Regions from separate parts of the Mus musculus genome. Here region 2 is linked to region 1. The links are chromatin loops, found by intact Hi-C in ENCODE. Cell type or tissue: gastrocnemius. All regions are shown on one strand.

What was found. Hi-C counts contacts between places; a loop is a spot of excess contacts. Peaks named below come from ENCODE experiments on the same cell type or tissue, not always from the same donor. Only the 100,000 strongest peaks of a DNase experiment are listed, where the experiment ranks them.
Region 2: it touches region 1 in a loop (2.7-fold over the local background); 21 of 42 quality-filtered maps call a loop at or near these places.

What each region holds. Positions count from the first base shown.
Region 1 is chr7:126,373,265-126,381,264 of GRCm38, forward strand. Spns1 (spinster homolog 1) reads right to left here and starts at 4,670. Exons shown (of 12, transcript NM_023712.3): 1 at 3,573-4,670; 2 at 3,410-3,475; 3 at 1,803-1,939; 4 at 658-809; 5 at 506-572. The coding sequence starts at 3,813. In gastrocnemius, CTCF peaks have their summits at 4,293 (motif pointing right) and 4,790 (motif pointing left); DNase peaks (open chromatin) are centred at 2,631, 3,830, 4,232 and 4,779; H3K4me3 peaks cover 2,215 bases; H3K27ac peaks cover 1,770 bases.
Region 2 is chr7:126,256,483-126,264,482 of GRCm38, forward strand. It overlaps a transcript of Sbk1 not described here. Among named protein-coding and RNA genes, the nearest start is that of Sbk1, 12 kb to the right of the region's middle. In gastrocnemius, no CTCF peak of the experiment used is centred here; DNase peaks (open chromatin) are centred at 4,497 and 7,671.

The DNA of each region.
Region 1 (8,000 bases):
ATCTGAGGTACCCAAGTTGTTCGGCTGAAAGGTGATCACTTGGGACTCCTGGACGCATGAGGATAAAGTCAACACAGGGGAAGGGAAAGCTGAAATAAAACTGAGTGAGTCCAGGGACGGCACGGGAGTCCCAGCTCAGCTTCACTCAGAGCCTTACAGCAGGGCTGCTGTCACCTGCAAGCGGAACTTCTGGCTCCCTGTTGAGGACCAGGCTTGCTACAGGCTCAGCGGAGCAAGCACTGCCACAAAAAACTGACGGAGTACACAAGACTAGCGACCTGGCTTAGTGAGTAAAGAGCCAAGCCAGATGATCCAAGTTCCATCTCCAGGACCCTCGAGTCAAGGAGAAAAATCAAACTTCCCAAAGTTGACCATCAGGCGCACACACACACACACACACACACACACACACACACACATTTTAGGAGAGTTAAAGGGCATATCTCAAGGTTAGAGGGAGATCCTTAAGAATGCGGCTGGCTCCCCACACTATCATCAGACTCACCCGTAGAGCCCAGTGCCAGTCTCCAGCCACGTCTTTCACTTTGGAGCCAGCAATGTAACCTAGACCACTGTGGGAAGGGAGGCAAGGGGAACACGCAGTCAGTGAGACGCCCACCAAACCCTTGCCCCACGTCAGGCCGGCGGCCCACTCACCTGCCCACAGGGATGGCAAAGTAGAAGATACTGAGCATCCGACTCCGCTGGTCTGCCACGAAGAGGTCGGCGATCAGGGTGGGCGCAATGGTGGAGTAACTGGCCTCCCCGACCCCCACCAGGCCCCGGGTCAGGAGAAGCAGCCAGAAATGCTAGGGAAGGAGACATGGGGGGAGGTGGCACCCCACCCTGGAGCCAGCCTCCCAGGAGACCTCTCCAGCTAGTGCTGGAGAAACGGCAGAGGCAGTGAGGGAGGCCTGGGTTTGGAGTCACACAGACCTGGCTGGAATCCTGGCTCCATTTACTAGCTGTGACTTTGAGAAAATAGCTTAACCTCTCTGAGCCTCACTTTCCTCATCTGTAAAAGGGGAACAACAACCGTTTGTTCACAACACTGTGAGGACTTTGCACTCAAGAGGTGCAAAATAAATCTACCTTCCCTCCCACCTAAGACCACCCAATGATGAATACTGAACTTAGCTGGGGATAATCTGCTTACCAAAGATACCTGGAGCTAAGGAAGGCTACATGACCGCCTGAGGGCACTAGGGCCTGGGGCTGGGGGCAGCAGATAGGGGAAGGTTTCAAAGTCACAACAAAAGCATTAGCCAGAGAAACTGCAACATGCGGTATCATGTGTTTTCAGAGTTTTTTTGGAAGGGAGAAGTGGGTCACTGTGTCAGAGGCTCCCCTGAGATCTACCAAGAATGGGGCCTCATGAAGCAACCAGGAGAACATGTGTCCACAGAGCCAACCGAGCAACAGGGGCAGCACATGGGGATGGGTGAGCTGAGGAAGTGCAGGCCAGGTGACAGCTGACCCCGGCTGCCCTCTCACCCACACTAGCACCAGGCTCAGGAGGAACCCAACACCAGGAAGGGAGAGGACAATGGCTGTCTGCACAGAGATCAGAGGGGGAAGGAAAACCCGTGTGCCCGGGTGTGCAGGGAGACAGCTGGGGGACAAGCCATGTGGCGAGTGGAAGAAGGTTCTAGAAGAAAAGGGAACAGGGTAGAGTGGGCAGGGTAATGTGGGCAATGGAAGATGGCACAGATCAAGGAGGTTCCCCGACTCTCAATCCAAAATGACTGCAGAGAACAACAGCAAATACTGATGGGAAGTGGGGAGGGAGTTCAGGGCCTCACCTCTCTGGGGATGAAGGATGATCCCAGTGTCACCAGGGACCAGAAGGCAATGCCCCCGCACATGAGGTACTTTCGATTGTACCTGTCACCCAGGTAGCCAAACACTGGTGCCAACACCATGTAACTGGAGATGAACACTGGGGGGAAGCAGAGAGTCACAGCCCAGTCCAGGTCCCTCAGCAACCCCCTAACACACACACACTCCTCTAGTTAGAGAGCAAAGTACAAAACTGCCTAACCAGCGATTTGCCACCCTCCTCCTCACTGATGTCGCACCATCCCCAGCCCAGCCCTGTAGCCCATCAGGGCCAGAGGGATGATCCAGGCCCAAGGTCACGACTTTCCAAAACTTCCTTTATAGAATGGATCATCAGTCCCTCCCTTCTACCCAGCCTGAAACCAAATCCACCCCTTACACCCTCTACAATGTCCGATCTAACCCACCTCCTTCCTTTCCCCCTTCTCTGCATCTTCAAGGCAACTGCCAAGACCACACACATTAGGGTTCAGCACCCACATCCCGTCTATCTGGGACATTTTCATTTCTCTCCCGAGCGTCACAAAAACCCAACTGCTTCAAATTCTAACTCAGACACAACCAGATTGTCATTTTCTTTTCTTTTCCTTCTGGGGTTGGGGAGGAGAGAAAGTCTCACTGTGTACATAAGGCTGCCTAAGCTCACAGCAACCCTCCAGCCTTTTGCCTCCCAAGTGCTGGGATTAAAGGAGTGTGCCAACACACCTGGCTCTACCCTTCTTTTACAAAAGCCTTATCCATCTGAAAAATTATTCCATTTTAATTAACCCCCTCAGGCACAGCAGGGTGTCAGCTCCTGGGTGGGCCAGGTCTGCATCTCCTTTAATTCATAACCTAGCATAAAACACGTGTCCAATGAACGAGTGTTGAATCCACACCATGTGGACCTTTGACCTCGTTCTCTTTTCTGCACACTTAATGCTTCTACCCAGTTCCTCTCTGGCCTGGAGTAGGAAAAACAAATACTTGAAAACCTTGTTTCAAATTCTCATTCACCTCTTTGCTTATGTGACCCTGGGCAAATCTTAGCTCTTCTGATAAAAATACAGGTAGCTCTCCCAGTACAAATAGGAAAGGCAATGAATGCTACTCCTCAGCTGACAGAACTATAGGCAAGAATACCTGGCCAACGTCCTTGTAGGGCCCCTACCACTTCTAGGGCGCACTACTAGGACCTAGCACATAATAGGCTCTCAGAAATGGAGACTTTCCCCCCACAGCAGTGCCAAGCACTCCTGCCATTGTATCCTGGTGCCCACTATGTGCCACACACAAGGCATGACCTAGTCCTCACACCAGTCTAAAGAACTAGCCCATTTTATTACTAGCTTCATTCTACAGACCAGAAAAATGAGGCTTAAAGTGGATGAGTGTGTTGCCTACCGACTCATAATAACTAGCTGGCTCCCTCTGTGCGATGTCCCAGCTCAAGTGGACAGCCCAAGAGCAGCCACGGCCATTGCCTCCAAGAGCCCTGGCCACTAAAGCTTCACTAGGCAAACCTGCATGTATGTAGGCCTACTTGAGGCAATTAAGAACGAGGGGTTGTGTGGGCAGTAGCCTCACTCACCAGTCTGGATGAGGCCAGTACTACCATCTCCGATGTTAAAGAACTGCTCGATGTCTGTAAGAACCCCTGGAAAGAAAAAACAAAGAATGAGCGCCAAGAGGCGACCCTATCCTGGGGAACTTCTCCCTTGCCTATATCCCTTCTTCGGAGCATCAGTGCGTACCTGCCACGGTGAAGCGGTCCATGTAGTTCAGGAGGTTAATGTAGCACAGAACCACCACTATGAGGGTCGAATGGCCCCGAGATAAGCCAGTGATGCGCTGTAGCCCCTCACAGTCTGGGACCTCGAGTTCCCCGGACTTTGGATTCCCCATGGGTCCTGGCAACCCCGGATGGCCGGGCGCTGGCCCGTCATCAGGATCATCTGCTTGGCTGAGGAAGGGCGCCGTGTCGGACCCGGCCATGGTCCCTGGGGAATCGCAACCGCCCACGCTTCGGTCCTACCTCCGACGGAAGGAGGTTGGAGAGAGGACTGCGAGAAGACTTGCCCACTATCGCCTAGGAGCGTGGTCCGATGCACAGTGCACCACTGCGAAAAGCCCTGGGCTTCGTCATTCCCTCTGGTTCCGACAGAGGAGAGCACACAGGAGGTGCAGGTGACGCTGGGACAGGAGCAGGAAGACCAGGACCCAGTCCCTCTTCTCACGCTGACGCACTCCAAAGCCCGGGAAGGAGCGCGCCACACTCGCTGTTGCTCAGTCCAAGCTCAGCAACACAACTGCCGCCATGTTGCCCAAGAGCAGGTCATGTGACACCGGAGCCCTACCGGAGAAAGTCACCCGGTGCAAGGATTGAACACGTGACCTGCCACCGCCTACGGAAGCCTCCAGGGTTTCTAGGGCTCCTCCGCTATGGTAACCCGACGCTCGTTCCTACTTCCACCAGTAGCCTCCAGGGGGCCTCGCAAGCTGGTGTAATCAATCGCCTAGATGGAATACCCATTTATCCGATTTCACGAGATAGTGGATTATTTGGAAATATTACATCTCTACAGATGCTAGTGAGTTGTTTCCTCTTTTCTTCTTCAGTGACTGGCTGATGGCTTCATTGCTCAGTAATTGTTGGATGAATAGCGGCGAGCAGCTGCCTCCTTTTGTTTACCAATCATGAGCTTTCACTGTGGACATTTAGATTCCTATAGAGTCGGGCGTAGTAGCGCATACCTTTAGTCCCAGGAGAAGGCAGAAGGACGGAGATCTTTGCAATTTCAAGGACAGCCTGGTTTACATAGCGAGTTCCAGGTCAGCCAGGGCTACATACTGAGTGAGACCCTGCCTCCAAGAAAAGATGCTAGAGTTTAGGAGGAAGAGGATGTTTTGTCTATGGCCTCGAGTTTTTCTCCAACCAAGACTAGTGTCCTCGCGCCCTCTGGTGTCTCTCCTGGAGGACAGGCGGAGGCTCAGAACCAATGAACTGCAATGTACCCTGCACCAAAAAATGGCATATGGCTCTAATCCCAGCACTAAAGAGACAGAGGCAGCCGATCTCTGTGGTCGAGGCTAGCCTGGTTTACTGAGCAAGTTCCCGGGTGACCAGGGCTACACGGAGGAACCTTATCATAAACCAACAACAACAAACTCAATCTGGCTGGTGGCACATGCCTTTAATACCTTTAGTCTTGAAAACAAAACATACAAAAAAAAAATCCCACTAGGTGTGGCAGTGAATTAAACAAACCTTTTATCTCAGCACCCACGGAGCAGAGGCTTTTTTTTTTTTGGCTTGTTTTTTCATTTTTCTTTCTTTTATTTCCAAGGTTTCTCTGTATGTCTGACTGTCCTGGAATTCCCTTTTTTGACCAGTGTGGCCACCAATTCACAGGCATCCACCTGCCTTTGCCTTCAGAAGGCTGGGATTAAAGGTGTTCCATGGCGAACCGTCTCAGGTTGCTAGTTTTCCTTAATATACATACATTCTGAATGCAAAATACTATGATTCTATGAAAATACTGTTTTGTGATCCCACTTCCAGAACTGGGATGTAGTTCAGTTGATAGTAAATACTGCCAAGCATTCCTGAAACCCTGGGCTCAAGTCCCCAGTACCTCATTCACCCAGCCCGTTGCAAAAGGTAGAAGGAGGAGAATTGGAAGTTCAAAGTGGTCCTTGATACATAGCAATAGTTAACTTTAATGTGGCTTTGGGTACATAAGACCCAGTCTCGACAAAACAAAAAACAAAACAAAACAAAACAAAAAATTAAAGATTCCTCTTGGGGCTGGAGATGGCTCAGTGGTTAAGAACACTGACTGTTCTTTCAGAGGTCCTGAGTTCAAATCCCACATAGTGGCTCACAACCATTGGATCCAATGCCCTACTCTAGTGTATCTGAAGAGAGCGACAGTGTATCCATATACAGAAAATAAATCTTTTTTTTTTAATATCCCTCTCAGCACAGCAGAGGAAGAGGCAGATAAAAGTTTGAGGATTTGAAGACTGGACTGTATTGAGTCTTAAGTCAGCCTGGACTAGATAATGATGAGATACAGAGACAGAGAAAGAAAGAGAGAGAGAAAGAGAAAGTTAGAGAGAGAGAGAGATTGAGAGTTCGAAAATAGGTAAGGGCCAGCAAGGTGGCTCAGAGGATAAAATACTTGGTACCAATACTGACAATCTGAGTTCTGTCCCTATCCAAATGGCAGAAGAGGATTGCCTGCCACAAGCTGTCCTCTACCTCACACATGTGCCATGACATGCACACAAAATAAAAACGTAATAAAAGATTAAAAACGTAAAACACTGTGAGATGAAAGAAACGTGACATAATAGGTTGCCTACTGCATTACTCAATTCAAATGAAAACCTAGTGTCTGGACACACGCACCAGGCATCCCACATGCTCAGGAGGCAAGTGGGTCACTTGAACCCAGAAAACTGACTCTATCTGGGCTATCTAATGAGTCTCTATCTCAAAAAAAATTTTTTTTTTAAATCATGTTGGCATTTGAGAAAAGCTGAGTCCGTGGCAGATGGATTGAAGGTTAGGAGGGGAGCAGTGAGCATGAAGGGATTTACAGAGATCTGCCTGCCTCCCTCTGCCTCCAGAATGCTGGGATTAAAGGTGTCAGCCACCCCTCTCAGGTTGCTTGTTTACCTTAATGTACATACAATCTGAATACAAATTACAATAATTCTATAATTTAGAAAGTACTGCTTTTACTAGACTACAGGTGGGGCACGGGATGGAGAGGAACAGAAAGGCTCCGGTCTGAGAACAAACTGAAGTTGGAAGCTACTGGGCTATACAGATCAAAACCCCATCAAAAGGTGTGGAGTTCAGGCGTGGTGTAGATAAGGAAGACGAAGCAAATTTCAAGGTGAAGCTTGCAGGGCTACGGATGCATGGCGCTTTCGGTCCCCATCCCTAGCATCACAAAGCAAAGTATGAAGCCTGGCTGGAACATAGCTCAGTGGCAGAGCACCTGTGCAACCTGAATGAGGGCCCGGTTTTCACCCTCAGCACAAAAAGGGGACAACGGTGACACATTGTTTCTGGCTCATTCACTAAGATGGGTGACAGTGGGGTTCTCTGAGACATGAAATTTATTCCTTCAGTAGACTTTGGGAGGCAATGACCGTATATGATCATGAACCAGGAACTAGACATCATTGATAAGAACAAGACAGTGTTTGCTGGGCACTTACAAACGGATGGGAAAGCAAGAAACAGGCAATCAGGCAGAGGTGGAGGCAGCTAGAGCCTTGCTTCAGGCTAAGGTGGGACAGTAAAAACGATGTGACCAGCTCTGCAGAAGCTTTCGGGAAGAACCGACCTCTGTGTTAGAAAGTGTTGCTGCTGTGGAGCTGAAAATTGCAAAGGGACATAAGGAAAGGTAAAACAGTCCCTGTGGAGGCGCACGTCTGCAATCCCAGCGCCTGGGAGGCTGAGGCTAGCCTGGTTACACGCATGAACCACCGCCAAGTATGCTCAACAGAAATTAGCATCCCAGGCTCCTCCTCAGAGCTTCTGCACCTGGTCCTCACTTCTGCAATCACATGATCCAGTACACACACACACACACACAAACACACACACACACACACACACACACACACGCACACACACATTTTATGAGTATGTGTGTTTTGTCTGCATGTATGTATATGCCCGGTGCCCCCCAGAAGTCTGAAGGTGATGTGGAATCCCTTGGAACTGAAGTTAACAAGTGGTGCCACCATGAGGGTGCTGGGAACTGAACCTGGGTCCTCTGCAAGTGCTCTGAACCTCTAATCTCTCCAGCTCCCTACCCACTTTCTTTTTTTTTTGTTTTTGGGTTTTTGTTTGTTTGTTTGTTTTTTGTTTTTTGAGACAGGGTTTCTCTGTATAGCCATGGCTGTCCTGGAACTCACTTTGTAGACCAGGTTGACCTCAAACTCAGAAATCTGCCTGCCTCTGCCTCCCGAGTGCTGGGATTAAAGGTGTGTACCAGCACAGCAGGCCCTTCCAGGCTTTTTGTTTGTTTGTTTATTTTTTTGTTTTTTTGAGACAAGGTTTCTCTGTATAACTCTGGCTGTCCTGGAACTCACTTTGTAGACCAGGCTGGCCTCAAACTCAGAAATCTGCCTGCCTCTGCCTCCCGAGTGCTGGGATT
Region 2 (8,000 bases), 120 kb before region 1:
TCCTGAATCTAAGTAGAACCAAAGCAAGCAAGAAAACAATGTAACAGGGAAACAAAACTTTCAAACAAGAATAGAGGCTCTGTGTTCAGAGCCAAAAAACCAAAAAAACAAAAAACAAAAAAACAAAACATTGTAACTATTAAAGATACCGAGGGTGTCTCCGGAAATAATGGCAACAAAAGTTGGGGCTGGAGTCTAGGAAGACCCAGTTTCAAAACAACATTGAAGCTTATTTCATAAACACTTCTCTAATGTGCTGGCTGGTTTCCTGCGTCAACTTGACACAAGTTAGAGTCATCAGAGAAGAAGCAGCCTCCCTTGAGGAAATGCCTCCATGAGGTGCAGCTGTAGGACATTTTCTCCATTAGTGATTAGTGGGGAGGGCCCAGCCCATTGTAGGTGGGGTGGCCCTGGGTTCTATAGGAAAGCAGGCTGAGCAAGCCATGTGAGGTAAGCCAGTAAGCAGCATCCCGCTTGGCCTCTGTATCAGCTCCTATCTCCAGGTTCCTGTCCTGTTTTGAGTTCCTGTCCTGACTTCCTTCCATGATGAACAGTGCTGTGGAACTGTAAGCCAAATAAACCCTTTCCTCCCCAACCGACTTTGTGGTCATGGTGTTTTGTCCCAGCAATAGAAACCCAAACTGAAACACAGGACATCTCAGCATGCAGCCCAGACTGTCCTAGAACCTGCCATCTTCTCGCCCCGTCTCCTGTGCCACCACCACGCCCTGCTTTATTTTTGTAAGTATAGGTAACAGAGGGAACAAAAGAGGCTAATAGGGAGATGCCCTAGAGCCTGGGAGGACAGACCTGGAAGAGAGGTGGTGGCTCAGCAGAAGAGAGTGTTAAAACCAGAGCCCTCTATTCTCACCTGGGGTTGCTCATGGGAAGGGTGCTCTTCTGTACACAGTGACTGAGAAAAGGCTAAATCCTTGGAGAGAGCTAGCTGGGTTATTTCTTAGTGTGCCTGTGTGTGTGTGTGTGTGTGTGTGTGAGAGAGAGAGAGAGAGAGAGAGAGAGAGAGAGAGAGAGAGTATGTGTGTGTGTGTATTCACAAGTACCCATGGAGATTGAGCCCTGGGAGGTTGAGTTGCAGGAATCTGTGGACAGCCTGATATAGGTGCTGGCATCTGAACTCTAGTGCTCTTAACCACAGAGCCATGTCTTTAGCCCTGGATGAAAAAAAAAGATTTATTTTATTTCAAAGTGTGTGTGTGTGTGTGTGTGTGTGTGTGTGTGTGTGTGTGTGTGATGTGTACATGAATACCAGTGTTCGAGGAGGGCCAGAGGTGCCAGATCCCCCTGGAACTGGGGTTACAGGAGCCATTCCAAGTGGGTGCTAGGACCCAAACTCAGGCCCTCTGCAATAGTAATACATGCTCTTTACTCTGAGTCATATCCTTAGCCTCAGCTTTAAAAAAAGAAAGATTGTTATTGTATATAATTTTTTAAAGATTTATTTATTTATTATATGTGAGTACACTGTAGCTGTCTTCAGACACTCCAGAAGAGGGCGTCAGATCTCATTACAGATGATTGTGAGTCACCATGTGGTTGCTGGGATTTGAACTCAGGACCTTCGGAAGAGCAGTCAGTGCTCTTAATCACTAAGCCATCTCTCTAGCCTGTTATTCCATTTATTTTTATACAAAATAATGGTTCCATTATGATATTTTCATAAATGTGTATCATGTACTTTGATTATGTTCACATATTTTTCCTAAATAGACCCCCTTCTTTCTTTTTTTGGTTTTTTTTTCGAGACAGGGTTTTTCTGTGTAGCCCTGGCTGTCCTGGAACTCACTTTGTAGACCAGGCTGGCCTCGAACTCAGAAATCCGCCTGCCTCTGCCTCCCAAGTGCTGGGATTAAAGGCGTGCGCCACCACGCCTGGCTGACCCCCTTCTTTCAAGTCCTTTAAAAAAGTGTAGATTCAATATGTGCAAGAGGGCAGGTGACACTTGCCTTCTGAGCCTGGTTAATCTAGCATGGTTAGTCTTAACATGATGATTTCTAGCTCCATCCATTTTCCTGGAAGTGACATAATCTCATTCTTTATGGCTTAATAATACTCCATTGTGGGCCGGGCGTGGTGGTGCACGCCTTTAATCCCAGCACTCGGGAGGCAGAGGCAGTCAGATTTCTGAGTTCGAGGACAGCCTGGTCTACAGAGTGAGTTCCAGGACAGCCAGGGCTATATAGAGAAACCCTGTCTCGAAAAACCAAAATAATAATAATAATGATAATAATACTCCATTGTGTACAGAGACTGTCTTAGTTAGGGTTTCCATTGCTGTGAAGAGACACCATGGCCATGGCAACTCTTATAAAGGACAACATTTAGCTGGGGCTGGCTTACAGGTTCAGAGGTTTAGCTCATTATCATCATGGTAGGAAACATGGTAGCGTGCAAGCAGACATGGTGCTGGAGGAGCCGAAAGTTTTGATCCAAAGGCAGCCAGGAGGAGAATGTCTTCTGCTGGCAGCCAGGAGACTAAGTGTGATTCCACACTGGGTGGAACTTGTGCATATATGTAAGACTTTAAAGCCTGCCTCCACAGTGACACACTTCCTCCAACAGGGCCACGCCCACTCTAATAAGGCCACACCTCCTAATAGTGCCACTCCCTATGGCCAAGCATTCAACATATGAAATCTATGGGGGCGGGGGGCAATACCTATTCCTACCATCACAGAGTTTCATTTTATTCTCTCTCTCTCTCTCTCTGCATTAGTGGCTGTGTAGGTGTGCTCATCTGTGATGTGCATATGGAGGCTAGGGGCTAACACTGGGTGTCTTCTTCTCTTCATCTTATTTATTGAGACAGGGTCTCTTGTTGAACTTATGGCTGACCATTTCTGGTAGACAGGCTTGCCAGGAAGCACCCCCTACCCTGCCACGATCTATCTCTCTTTTCTCTGTCCCCAGATCTGGGGTTATAGGCATGGGTTGCCACGTCTGGCATTTACATGAGAACTGGGGATCCGAACTCAGGCGTCGATGCTTGCACTGTGGGCACTTCACCCACAGAGTCATCCTAGACTTCCATGCTTCCCTTTTCTAGTTTATTCTCATTGTTGTTGCTTAGTTAGTATGCAGAGTAATGGATTTCACTGTAACATCTTCATATATATATAAACTTTACCTTTGTAATGTATATAATTTACCTTCCATCTGTCACTCTGATGATGAGCATCCTGACTGGTCCCCTGTCTTGGCTGTTGTGTGTAGTGCAGTGATACACAAGAGTATGCAGGTGTCTCTGTGTTGTGCTGACTTAGGGTCCTTGGCTGTTTCATGTCATAGCTCTGTTTCCAGGTTTTGACAGACCTCCATCCTGATTTTCAGGGTGACTGCTGCTGGCTTCATGGCTTGGTAGCAGGAGTCAGTGTGGTGACTCAGATCTCTGTGCATCGTGCCTGAGGAGAAAAGAGACATTAGCAAGAGGCATCCAGGCCTTAACGTGGAGTGTTGGGTCTATGGACGCCATGTGGGCATCACCCGGCACTAGCTTGAAGTGCAGAGTGTCTGGCCTCACTTGGATCCTTCGGAGACTCATGCATGGCAGAGGGAATCTTGGGTAGCCATGCTCAGAGGGAGCAGGGAAGAGGGGGACTTGTGGAGCGACAATGAGTTTCTCCCTCTAGCCACACTTCTGGAGACTAAGGGGCATGACTGCTTGGGATGTGGCTCTCCCTGGTGGAGCCACTTGCTTGATGCATGCAGTAAGAGGACAGGTGATTGTAGCATGCCTAGTGCAAAAGGTAGGTGAGCAAGTGGGCACTTTCCAGGTATCAGTGTAGTGATGGAGAGTGGAGCCCAGACAGGACAAAGTAGATAGTGGTGGCTGCCAGGCAGTGAGAATGTGGGTGGCTGTCTCTATAAGGTCAAAGGGCTGTCACACGCAGGAACTGGACAAACAATGGGCTAGATAGAAGGCAGAAACTGTGAGAGCAACTGACCTTAGAGATTAGGGTAAAGTGATTGATGGGTGAGTTCTCACGAGATCTAGGGTTTGTACCTGGGGACATGGTCCAGAGGGGCCCAGTGTGTTGGAGGTGACATTAGGACATCCAGGCAATGAGAGGACAGATCTCTGATATCTGTTCTCTAAACTCTGTCCCTCACAAATCTAAACACAGTCATTTGTTCTGGGACATGGCCTGACATGGGACATCTGAAGGCTCCTCGTATGTCACAATGTGCAGCAGAGCTTCAGGACCACAGTGTGGACAGAGACCAAGTTCCTTACACACAGGGGAACAAGATGCTCTGGGGCTGGCTCTGCTCAGTCCATAACCAGTGAGGAGGCCTTGAGTGGACCAGCGGGACCAGCGGGACCAGCGGGACCAGCGGGACCAGAGGGGCCCGGACTTAAATGTCCTGGGCGATGGGAAGCAAATGATAGAAATGTGCTCTTCTCTCCCAGAAAGGAATGATGTGTAGGGGTGAGGGGTTGGGGCTGCGTCTGCGGTGTTTTGGCCTGTCCTGCATTGTAGAATTTTGGCCACTAGAGGGAGGGCCATGCTCATATTTCCAGGGATTTCCAGGCGCTGTTTGCTCAAGCTTGGCTTCTTTTTCTAACGATTGGACAGGTTCAGAGTTTGAAACAGCACACTCTAGGTCCACTACTTCTGCGTTATGTAGCCTTGTCGGAGTAACCTAATCGTTCTGTGTTGTGGTTTCAACAGCCATAAAACGGACATAGAAAGGCGTTTGTAGGGATGCATGCCTATTATCTTAGCACTGGGGATAGTTACTTTACTAGTGTAAAGTACGCTACACCACAGTAGTGAGTTTGAGGTCAGCCTGAGTTCAAGGGCAGCCTGGTTTGTATGGACAGACCCTGACTCAAAGGTGAAAACTATAAAAATAAGTAGGTAAATAATCAAATGAGCTAACACTTAAAACCCAGGGCCTTTTGTCCCCATGTCAAAATTCCCAACATCTTTGGAAGGCTGAAAGCACCCAGAACCTGTGTCTACATCCCCACAGGGCTAACCTGGGCACAGACACGTGGAGATGAGCCCCAAGCATGGGTCAGGGGCTCGTTCACAGGTCCTGGCTTCAGGTCTCTGTCAGCACCACAGCCAGCCATGTAATGATCCACAGGAGGCAAGAACGCAGTTGTGGTTCAATACAACTAAGTAGCCAGCGTTGGCTCAAACTTTGGGAGTCTGACCCTCAGTAGTTTATTTTAGGTATGTTTAAACATAGCACAATTTAGTGAAAATTTCCCAGTGGTAACTTAATCCTGTATGTACAATAAGGCATAACTCCACCAAACCCTCTGCAAAGTACTAGTGGCATCTTTCATAAAGATGAGTTCTATAGATGGACTCCATGTGACACCTCCCATAAAGATAGGTTCTACAGATTGTCAAGCTCCTGATAAGGGTCTAGGGGAGGAGGCTCTGGTGTGGTCCTAGCCACACAGATATCTCGAAAGTCACCAGGTTATTAATCATGTCTGATCCCATGGAAAGCAGATTATACACCACCCCCACCTCCCTTTGAAGAGACAACCCTGTGTGTTTAGCATTCCTGGGTTCCCGGGTGCTTATCTGTGAGCACAAGGACATACATTCACACAGAGATAGGATGCATGCCTTCTTGGCCACTCCACTCCCACATGCCTGCCTCAGGCCAGTGTCGCCCCTCCCGTCTGGGGAAGGCAGCTTTCTGATTGGTGCTTCTGAGTCCTCTCCCCCCACAGCCTGTTCTCCCTATGTACCCCAGCTTTCTCCCTATGCACCCCAAAGCCTTCAGCGGTCCCCCCTCCATCAGAGTTAAAGCCAAAGGCTTCCAGTGGCTCTGTCACCTCTTACTGTCCATGCTGCCCCAGCCTTAGCACTTAAATCACCACTGAGCCCCTAGAGCACACTGACCACAGGGCCTTCACACTAGCTGTTGCCTTGGCCTGGCTCCCCTGTCTGTGTATCCCCTTTCTCACCCCATTCAAGTCTCTGCTAAGAGACTGAGGCTGCGAGGACTTCCCAGCATGCCTTGTGCCCTTTCCCTGGCTTATCTCTTTTTCCCACTGTAATGCCTTGACCTGTATCGTTTACTTCTGTGTCCTGTTTGTCACTGTCTCTGTACTAGAGCAGAAGCACTGCAAAGGCAGGGACTGTTCTGTGTTGTTAGTTGCAAACAGCACACCTACTCTAGCACCGAGTAGAAGGACTTAATAAATATTTGGGGATACACTGTAGCTCAGGGGTAGAGAGCTTGCCTGGCATGTCAGGGGCCCTGAATTTGATTCCCAGAACTGCAAAAGAAAACAAAAAGATGAAGAAGTATTTATCTGGTCGCGCATGGTGATGCAGGTCTTTAATCCCAGCACTTGGGAGGCAGAGGCAGGCAGGTTTCTGTGTGTTCAAGGCTAGCCTGGTCTACATAGTGAGTTCTAGGCCAGTGAGATCCTATGTCAACAACAAATTAACAATGGAATTATTTGCCTGTTAAGTGGGTGGATGAACATGTGCAGTGAAGGCATTGCACCCAGTGATCCACCCAGGCCTGAGTGGGATAGTGTGGGATGCAGCTGGGCCTGTCAACACAGGAGCACAGCGCCCGCTTTGGGTCTGAGCACCCTGGGGTTGCTGCCTTGAAGCTTTCCGTTTGTCTTTGACTCTGTGACAGAAGGCTGATAGGACCCTTCCACTGGGGACCACATTTGGATGGATCACTGTCAGAGTGGCCCTAGGCAACTGCCCTGCGAATGTCTTCATGCCCGGGGGAGTATGGTATTAAATAGAAGTGAAACCCACTGGGGAAAAGGACCTAGGAGAAAGAGAGTCTTCTGCCCTGCATTCTGAGCACGGGCAGCACAGGTTAGCCCCTGGGCCCCAGGGGCTAACTAACATGCACAGGTGCATTGTGGGGGGTAGACTTTTTGTCCGCTGGAGCTGTCAGTACTGGGGTAATGTTGGACTCCACATTAGAGAGAGCCAGGCCAAGCAAGAGAAAGCCCTCAGGTTCCTGGGCAAAAGCCTTGAGGTACCTAACATCTGGCTTTGAGGTGCCTAACATCTGGTCTTGAGGTGCCTAACATCTGGCCTTGTCCCCGGTAGCCTAAGCAGCAGGCCGAGAACTGGCTGGAGCAGGCCATGGGATTCCTCTCTGGGCCTCTGTTGTGACATCTATGATCTAGGCAAGAACCTGTTGCACACGGGACCACAGGGGTGAGGGGGGCATTCAGTGGTTGACAGCCATGGTCCTTGACCATCACAGGGAGTGTGGCCCTGGCCCATGCTGGATCATCTTTGTGGCTATTCTGAAAAGTCCAGGTGTTTGGCACTCTTTGAAATGTTCAAATGGGAGTCTACCTTTTACTCCCAACGGATGGGTGAGAAGGGACACAATAGAGTTCAGCAGTGACCTTAGGACCTTAGTGACCTAAGTGATGGCTGCATTGAGGGCTGCAGACGCTGCCCGTAGCTTCAGACTATCCTGCAGCCTCCCCGACGTATGGTCTGAAGCTATGGGCAGCATCTGCAGCCCTCAATGCAGGATGCGGTCGTGTCCTTAGATCTGGGGGGAGCTATAGACCTTGAAAACAGCCTGGTGACACCTGGGAGGAGCCTGTGTCTCGTTCCCTGTCCTCCGTTTTGGCGAACCCCTCCTATCTCCCCAGCCACTAGAATCCAAGCCATTCTCTAGGATCCACTTAATTAGCCAAGCTTATTAACTCCCACAAGGCTTCTCCTCCCCTCCTAATTAACTCGCTTAATTAGGGCTTGCAGGCACAGTTCCACCCAGCCCCCTCTAGCTCCCACCCCTCCCTGTCTCCCTTCCTTGGCTCAGCCAAGCCCCCAACAGGCTGGGAATGCTGCAGGTGTTGCCCGAGCACCTTCAGCACCCACCCTTCTCTTCCTGCCCTTCTCCCCACCACAGGACACCAGGACTCTGCTTTTTGTAGCAGCAGCGCAAGGCAGAGATGAAAACAGGTCAAGGCAATGGGTGGAATGAGGGAAAATGGAAAGAGATGACCCTGAGCC